Linked DNA regions of Homo sapiens: region 2 is linked to region 1. Evidence: chromatin loops called from intact Hi-C (ENCODE). Cell type or tissue: OCI-LY7. All regions are shown on one strand. Links, peaks and the distances in the headings refer to the core of each region. The heading gives the core; the rest is flanking DNA. Region 1 has its middle 18 kb from the start of PSMC4. Region 2 has its middle 3.8 kb from the start of ZFP36.

The links. Hi-C counts contacts between places; a loop is a spot of excess contacts. Peaks named below come from ENCODE experiments on the same cell type or tissue, not always from the same donor. Only the 100,000 strongest peaks of a DNase experiment are listed, where the experiment ranks them.
Region 2: a loop joins it to region 1, with 5 times the contacts of the local background. A loop is called at or near these places in 1 of 110 quality-filtered maps.

Annotation. Positions count from the first base shown.
Region 1 is chr19:39,951,402-39,955,785 of GRCh38, forward strand. No RefSeq gene overlaps it. Among named protein-coding and RNA genes, the nearest start is that of PSMC4, 18 kb to the right of the region's middle. In OCI-LY7, for the core only: no CTCF peak of the experiment used is centred there; DNase peaks (open chromatin) are centred at 2,230 and 2,640; H3K4me3 peaks cover 2,122 bases; H3K27ac peaks cover 3,915 bases.
Region 2 is chr19:39,400,897-39,405,280 of GRCh38, forward strand. No RefSeq gene overlaps it. Among named protein-coding and RNA genes, the nearest start is that of ZFP36, 3.8 kb to the right of the region's middle. RefSeq lists enhancers at 927-1,146, 2,407-2,914. In OCI-LY7, for the core only: no CTCF peak of the experiment used is centred there; DNase peaks (open chromatin) are centred at 825, 1,345, 1,855, 3,085 and 2 weaker places; H3K4me3 peaks cover 3,404 bases; H3K27ac peaks cover 4,000 bases.

The DNA of each region.
Region 1 (4,384 bases), core at 127-4,126:
GCCCTAGGGGTTAAAATCTGAGACAGGACTTGGCTCATCTCTCAGCTGTTGCTTGAGAGGTACCATATAAACCTGGCAGGAGTCCTAGAGTTTGAGATCCAGATATAATTTCCTGAAGGCCTGCATGTATGGAATCTCAAGCTATTTATTAGAATTTTTTACAGTATATATCCAATTGGAAAATGATGTTGTAACTGAAGGACCCCATTCTCAGGTCATTTCTCTTGGTACCCCAGGGGATACTGAGGCCAAGCAACATCACAGAGAAACACGAGCTTCTTTTTCTTTGTAATATCTCATTTAAACTGATCCCAATTACAGAGGATGCATCCAAGGGGGGGAATCTTTTGGGACGTCTGTAGTGTTTCCCATGGTAGAGCTGGTGTCCTGTAATCAAGAGGTCTGGTGAGGGATGCAGCCTCTGACTCTGACAGTCTTCACAATTGCAGCACACATCCTGGTCTGACTCATCCCAGACCTTCAAATCCCTGGCAAGAACTAAGCAAGCCAAAGAGGACAGAGGGAGGAGAGCAGAACGAGGGGGCTTGAGAGCCTTTAGCTCTTGGATTTGCCAGCTTCAACCCACAAAGTCTAGCAAGTAGTAGATTTTACATCAGCTCCAAGTAGAACTTACTCTACACCCACATTTATTTACATGGACTCTAACAAGAAACGAGATGATGTACTAGACAGAGGAAAAATTTCATCTGGCCTAATGAGTAAGGCTTCCTTCCAAGAATCCTGGAGGGTGGCTTCACCCATGCAACAAGGACCAGAAACAAGAACGCATTTCCATTCAGACAACTGACAAAACAGATTATAAACGTCCAGGCTCCACAAAGAAGAATACGGTCAGGGAAAATACTGAGTGGTTTCAGTATTTGAAACAAAAGAGAATTCCAGATTGCCGGCTGGTACCTAGCCCACACATGTCTGGGGCAGTTCCCTAGACCAATCTCAGAAGGGCCAGCCAGAATCACTCCAACTGCCTACGCAAGTTTCCCAGAAGGGCTAACTGGAATCACCCCAACTTCCCACCCAAATTTCCAAAAATAAGGGAGAGAAGGAGAGACAAAAGAAAGAAAGAGGCCCTTATCAATGTCAGACATAAGTCAAGGCAAGGATTGGTTTGGCCGGTTCTTGAACAATCCAGATAGGTTTAGTGATTAATGTATTAAGTTTAGTCTAACATTTCCTTTGACTTGACAAGATGTTCTAGTAGTCCTCACTCATTGTACTCCTGGTGAAAGTTTCAAATCTTGGAAAGGGTAAGAAATACGCAGAGGAGATGGCCAGATATAATCCTGGCCATGCCATTTACTGGGCATCTGGTGAGAGAGAGAGAGAGAGAGAGAGAGAGAGAGAGAAGAAGAAGAGCAGACTCACCTAGGGTCCAGACTTGACTCTCCAAAGCACCAACACCAAAGCAATGGTCCAGAGTGGCCACCTTTGTTACCACCTGGTCAGTTGCCTCTGTCCTCCAGGAAGTCTTGCTAACTCCTGTGGGGACCTAAAATGAGGGTCCCATCTGGGGTACCAGGAGATGTTACAATCATCCTTGGTTCTTGTAGTCTTCCAGGATAGAAATCAAGTGAGATTGCTGGGTGTGGTGGCTCACCCCTGTAATCCCAGCACTTTGGGAGGCTGAGGCAGGTGGATTGCTTGAGCCCAGGAGTTCAAGACCAGCCTGGGCAACATGGTGAAAACCCATTTCTACTAAAAATACGAAAAAAAACAGCTGGGTGTGGTGGTGCACACCTGTAATCCCAGCTACTTGGGAGGCTGAGGCAGGAGAATTGCTTGAACCTGGAAGGCAGAAGTTGCAGTGAGCTGAGATTGTGCCATTGCACTCCAGCCTGGGCGACAAAACAAGACTCCATCTCAAAAAAAAAAAAAAAAAGAAAGAAAAAGAGAATGTTTATTTTAGCTTGTGCACAAGAAAGGTCAGCACTGCAAAAGGAAAAGGGTGGGCTGCACCCCAAAGGGAGCAGGTTGATCTGTCTTATAGGGGCCTAGCTGCTGTGACGTGCCTGTCATTGAATGTTTAGGAGGGATTTCTTTGGTGCCTGCACAGTGGTTCAACACGCTTTTTCATACATTGTATATAACATTAGCATTTTAAATCACCTCTGGGCATGATTTTTAGCATTAAAATAAGGAAAAGTTGAAACAAGCCTAGCTGTACTTGCAGGTCCCTGGGGAAGTCCCTAGGCCCCTAAAGCAGGAACTTGTGGTTACTAGCTTCTTGGGCCTTTGATGCTGATTGGCTGGAGATTAGGTAAGCTACATCTTGAGTAAGGGGCTTTTCTTCTTTTTCTCTGGACCACATCAAAACAGGAAGTCAGCCAGCTTGCCTGTCACAAAACCAGGAGTCAATAAATAAAATGATTTATTATTTGAATAATGTATTTGTAGGTTCTTTTGGGTTCTCTACACATACAATCATATTGCTTATGAATTAGTTTAATTCCTTCCATTCTCATCTTTATAACTTTTCTTTAGGCTTTCCAATAGATAATTGAATAAAAGATATGATGGGGGCATCCTAGTCTTGCTTCTGATCACAAAGAAAATACTTTCCATTGGTTTTTGTTGTTGTTTGAGAGGGAGTCTCGCTCTGTCACGCAGGCTGGAGTTCAGCGGCACAATCTAAGCTCACTGCAACCTTTGCCTCCTGGGCTCAAGCGATCCTTCCATCTTAGCCTCCCAAGTAGTAGGGACTACAGGCACATGCCACCACGCCCAGCTGATTTTTGTATTTTTCTGTAAAGATGGGGTTTTTGCTCAGGCTGGTCTCGAACTCCTGGGCTCCAGTGATCCACCTCCCTCAGCCTCCCAAAGTGCTGGGATTACACGCATCAGCCACTACACCCAGCCTGTTTTCAATATTTTGCTATTAAGTATGATGCTTACCGTAGCATTTTTGAAAGTATACATTATTGTATTAAAGAAGTTTCCTTCTACTTTTAATTGTTTAATCATAAATAGATGTTTAACTTTATCAAATGATTTTTCTGCATCTGTCTCAATGATATTAATATCCATTGTTGATCATTACCTTGATGTAGAGTTGCTAACTAAGATACAAGACCTCCAGTTCAATTTGAATTTCAGGTGACAATTAATTTTTAGTATAAATATGTCCCATGCCATTTATTGGCTAAATCTGGAAACCTGTCTAGTTCCATTATTTCACCAGGGCTTTGCAAAATGGGGATTTTTAATGTATTATTTTCTCTTCATTTATTAACTACAATGCTATTATACAAAGAAGCATCCCCTCATTAATTCTCTGGTTACCCTAAATTGTAGTTAATACAGAAAAAGCAACTTAAATGCTTCAATTTTCAGTTTTAGTACATTCTCTCTAAAGGTAACCAAAACGTGTGTGTGCGTGTGTGTGTGTGTGTGTGTGTGTGTGTGTGTGTATGTAATATCCTTATGAATGCATGGATTTTTAACATTTGAAGTGGTCAAACCTTAGACCAGTGGGAGCTGTCTTGGTTTATGGTACATTTCCTACCCAGAACCACAATCATCCATTTCTAAAAGAGCCACAATTCCTATGATTACCAAATTGTATTTATTTATTTATTTTGAGACAAAGTCCTGCTCTGTTGCTGAGGCTGGAGTACAGTGGCATGATCATGGCTCACTGCAGCCTTGACCTCCTGGGCTCAAGTGATCCTCCTGCCTCAGCCTCCCAAGTAGCTGAGACTACAGACGTGCATCACTACACCCAGCTAATTTTTAAATTGTTTGTAGAGACAAGGTCTCCCTATGTTACCCAGGCTGCTCTCAAACTCCTGGATTCAAGTGATCCTCCTGACTTGGACTCTCAAAGTGCTGGGATTATAAGTGTGAGCCACGTGCCTGGCCCCAAATTGAATTTAGACACTATAATTTGAGCACTAGGGGAGGAACTGCCTTTAATATTTTTAATTTTGTAAAACATTTGCACAGTTCCAGAGCCAAAACTTGACAATAAGTTATCTTCACAGAGCTTTAGCTGCCATCCCTGTCCTCTCCACATTTCCTCCCTTCTCCTGTGAGTAACCATTTTTATGGGATTTTCATTCAACTTTCCATCATTTCTCTTTGAAAATATAGGGAAAGACATACATATACAAGTGTGCGTGTCTGTGCATTTCCCTTTCCTTCTTTTGCAAAAGGTAGCATATTATAGCATATCATACACATTGTGTTTTCTTCTTTTTGTTTTGTTTTGTTTTGTTTTTATGAGACCAAGTCTCACTCGGCCGCCCAGGCTGGAGCGCAGTGTCACGATCTCACCTCACTAACCTCCACCTCCCAAGTTCAAGCGATTCTCCTGCTTCAGCCACTCAAGTATCTGGGATTACAGGTGTGTGCCACCATGCCCGGC
Region 2 (4,384 bases), core at 88-4,087, 550 kb before region 1:
CCTCGGTCTCCCAAAGTGCTGGGATTACAGGCACAGGCACGAGCCACTGCAGTGGGCCTTTTAATTTTTGTTTTAATCCTTGACAGAGGTCAAGGAAGGCCTCACTGAGAAGGCGATATTAGAGCAGCCCCGAAGGAGAGGGAATGAGCTTGGGGACATCCACACATCCAGGCAAGAGTGCTCCAGACAGAGGGAACTGCAAGTGCCAGGGACCTGGGACAGGAATGTGCTGGGATTTATGGAACACATAAAAAGGAGGCTTGGGCACAATGAGGGAGCAGGGATAGGAGAGGAAATCCAGACAGGTCACAGAGGGCCTTGGTGAGGACTTGGGTTTGCTAGGTAACTAAACCCAGAGGGAGACTACACAGTCTGGTGCACACTGCATGCTCCAGGGACGGGGTGTACGTGAGGTGCACAGCCACCACAAAACAGACCGTGGGGACTCCAGCACACAGCATGTCTGCCCCACTGCAGAGCTAACCCACCATCCTACAATCATGGTGCCCCCAGGGACCCCATCCCATTGACAGTCCCACAAACATACTTTCAGGGAGCAACCCAGCCACATGAATACACAAACAACCCTCTAACCACCACTTTACCAGATAAGCTATCTCTCACCCCATCGCAGACTTTGCCCATCACAGGCTGACTCAGCCCTGTCCTTAGCCCAGCACTATCAGAAGCAGCCTCATCGGCGCTGCCCCAGCTTCTCAGGTACTCATGTCTGCACGTCTGCTCTGCCCACAGAGGCCGACACAAGAACAGTGACATGGAGGGGGGAGCTCGCCAGCTACTCTCCCCATCACGCAGGCTGTAGACGTCAGAAACCAAAGTTCATCGGTTTCTCTGCCTTGTGACTCGGGCCACAGGAACTGCATTCAGACGCCGGCCTGCTGTGGTCTGCACATGCAGTCTCAGACACCCACGACAAAGGACGTGGACATATGTGAACACTTCACACACCCAGGGACTACACACACTGAGCCACAAAGGCCTTGCACACGGCCACAGCTGCAGAGTCACAGATGCTGACACAGCTTCAAATGTGTGTGCCGGGTGTGGTGGCACGTGCCTTTAGTCCCAACTACCTGGGAGGCTGAAGTGGAAGGATCGATTCAGCCTGGGAGGTCGAGGCTGCACTCCAGCCTGGGCAACAGAGCGAGACCCTGTCTCAAAGCAACACACACACACAAAGTTGTGTGTGCACACAGCCTCAGTCACAGGGGAGGGCAGTCATTCCCTCACCCAGGCACCTGCGCGGAGTTACACACACTTAGTCACTGCAGATCCCACAGTGGCTCAGAGCTACGCACAGATATGCAGGTGGGGATGAAAATCTCATGTTCTTAAGAATGCCGCCTCAGAGACAAATTGCAGTACAGTTACAACAGAGCATCCACCCCACACCCAGAGATGGCCAAAGTACACACGGTACAGTCGATCACACAGGCGGTTTCACACATTGATTCACACAGCCAAGTCATGCGGGATTGTATGCACACAGCCTTCTCACAGGAAACTGGGCACACTCGTGTCCCTCACGTTCCCCCACTGCATACCCAGGCACACAGGCTCTCGCAGCCCCAGATGCCAAGGCGCACACCTTTGCACCCGCAAGCACACATACTGTTCACACAACCGGGTACACATGACGGCTAGCCCAGGCCCGCCGCCCACGCAGTCGCAGGCCAGGGTACACACGGCCAGCGCCGCCCTTGGCCACGCCCGCTCAGGCCCAGGCAATCGCGCCAGGCGCACACACGGCGCGAGCACACGTGCCGCGGGTACACGATCCCCAGCTCGCCCGCGCACTCGGCCAGCTCTCACACCCCCGCGTTTCCCGTCCCCGCTTGTTTTTCTGGAAACTCTGCTCTCCCCTCCCCTCCCCCTAGGCCGGAAGTGTTGGCTGTATTTTTAGCCTCTCTGGTTTCCGCCCCTTTCCTTCTTTCCCCGCCCGCCCAGGACTGGCCCCAGCGCCCCGCGGGGGGACCCCGGCCATCCCCTTCCCCACCGTCATTCCAGAGGGGATTCCCGGCCGCCGCTGGGGCCGCGGATTTTCCCGCTGGCTACGTAGGGAGCAGGGAGGAGTCCTGCCATGAACTTCCTTCTGGCCTGGGACGCCCGAGATCTGAGGGGAGGGCTGAGGGCCTGGTCTCCTGGATCTGATCGAGGACAGGCTGGGGGTCTCCCGGGTCTGAGGGAGGAGGAGTTAGGGGCCTGAACCGCTGGATCTGAGGGAGGAGGAGATGGGGGCCTGGACCCCTGGGTCTGAGGGAGGAGGGGCTGGGGTCTCGGGGGACCTGAGGATCTGAGGGAGGAGGGGCTGGAGGCCTGGACCCCTGGGTCTGAGGGAGGGGGGGTTGGGAGTCTCCCGGGTCTGAAGGAGGAGGAGTTAGGGGCCTGGACCCCTGGATCTGAGGGAGGAGGAGCTGGGGGCCTGGACCCCTGGTTCCGAGGGAGGAGGGGCTGGGGGCCTGGACCCCTGGATCCGAGGGAGGGGGGTGCTGGGGGCCTGGAGTCCTGGGTCTGAGGGAGGAGGGGCTGGGGACCCAGGGCCCTGGGTTACTGCGAGGGAGGAGGGACTGAGGCCTTGGCTCCTGGGTCCCCCAGGTCTGTGGGTTTGGGGAGGTGGAGGACCAGTCCTTCTGCGAGCAAAGCATCCCCCTCCTTTGAGAGTGGCCCTATCCCAAAAGTCCTGACTCTTGGGGCCGATGACTCAGCAGATGGGAGAGAGGAGGGGGACAGCCTGACTCAGGGATGGGAAATGCTCCCGGTCTCCAGGGAGTAGAAACTGGAATCCCTCCTCCAGGATTGATCGCAGCCCGAGCTGAGCCGGGCTCCGCGAACCCAAGGATGCCCCCAACCCCCCTTTCCCCGCCTCAATCCTTTAAGCTGCGTAAGGATTTGGAGATCGGCCTAGAGGCGGGTCCCAGGTCCCCCTCCTCCCCCCTTTTTCCCCGTTGTCCTCAAGGCTCTGTTTACAGGAGACGGGAGCCCTGGTTACAGGAGAGGAACCCGAGTGTCCGGGCTGAACCTCCTCGTCACGGCTTCCAGGAAGCCCCCACTCCCCCGCCCCTTGCGAGTGAGTCACGGGCGAGCAGGAGGCCACAACCGTGCCAGAGCCGCCCGCGGCCCGCCCAGCTCACGAGACCGGCCCGGGAAGGCCCCTCAGCAAGCGCCGCACCAGGGATTCCCCCCCGCCGCTCTCGGACGAAGCAGGTCGACGTGGAGCCTGGCAGAATCTCCCCACCTTAATACAAGCCCGCAGCCTGCAAGAATGAACTTTCCACCATTATAACTGCGCACTGTGGCAATGATTTCTACCCCCACATTTTCACTCAGGGCATCCAGCTCTCCAGCACCCCTTAGAAAATAGTCTTCCTAGATCTTAAGAGGGTTTTCACTTAGGGCGACCCTTTGATAACAAAAGATGTGCCAGTGTGGGGAATGATCCTTGAAAATGTAGTCTGGGCGGGGTGCGGTGGCTCACACCTGTAATCCCAGCACTTTAAGAGGCCGAGGCAGGTGGATCACCTGAGGTCAGGAGTTCGTGACCAGCCTGACTAACATGGTGAAACCCCCGTCTCTACTAAAAATACAAAAATTAGCTGGGCGTGGTGGCCGGCGCCTGTAATCCCAGCTACTCGGGAGGCTGAGGCAGGAGAATCACGTGAACCCGGGAGGCAGAGGCTGCAGTGAGCTGAGACCGCGCCATTGCACTCCAGCCTGGGCAACAAAAACGAAACTCCATCTCAAAAAAGAAAAAAAAAAGGAGGCCCGGCCGGCTTGGTGGCTCACACCTGTAATCCCACCACTTTGGGAGGCCGAGGCGGGTTGATCACGGAGGTCAGGAGATCGAGACCACCCTGGCTAACACGGTGAAACCCCGTCTCTACTAAAAATACAAAAAATTAGCCAGGCGTGGTGGTGGGTGCCTGTAGTCCCAGCTGCTCGGGAGGCTGAGGCAGGAGAATGCGTGAACCCGGGAGGTGGAGCTTGCAGTGAGCCGACATCGCGCCATTGCACTCCAGCCTGGGTGAAAGAGCGCGACTCCGTCTCAAAAAAAAAAAAGGAAAATGTAGTCTGAAGGCACACCCCACTATAAGAGACCCATCCAGCCATCAACTGAGGATGACCTTTTTTTTTTTTTTTGAAAGCTTTTTTCAATCAATGCAACCATCAGTTATAGTGAAAGACCTCCACCTTGCCAATCTTGAGTTTTCTCAGAGGGCAAACCTCGACATAATTTCAGACCCTAGTATGAGGCCTGTGCCATTTGCTAGCTCGAACTAGGAGAGTAACTTTATTTTTCCCCCTGAGAGGGAGTCTCGCTCTGTGGCCCAGGCTGGAGTGCAGTCGCCTGATCTCGGCTCATTGC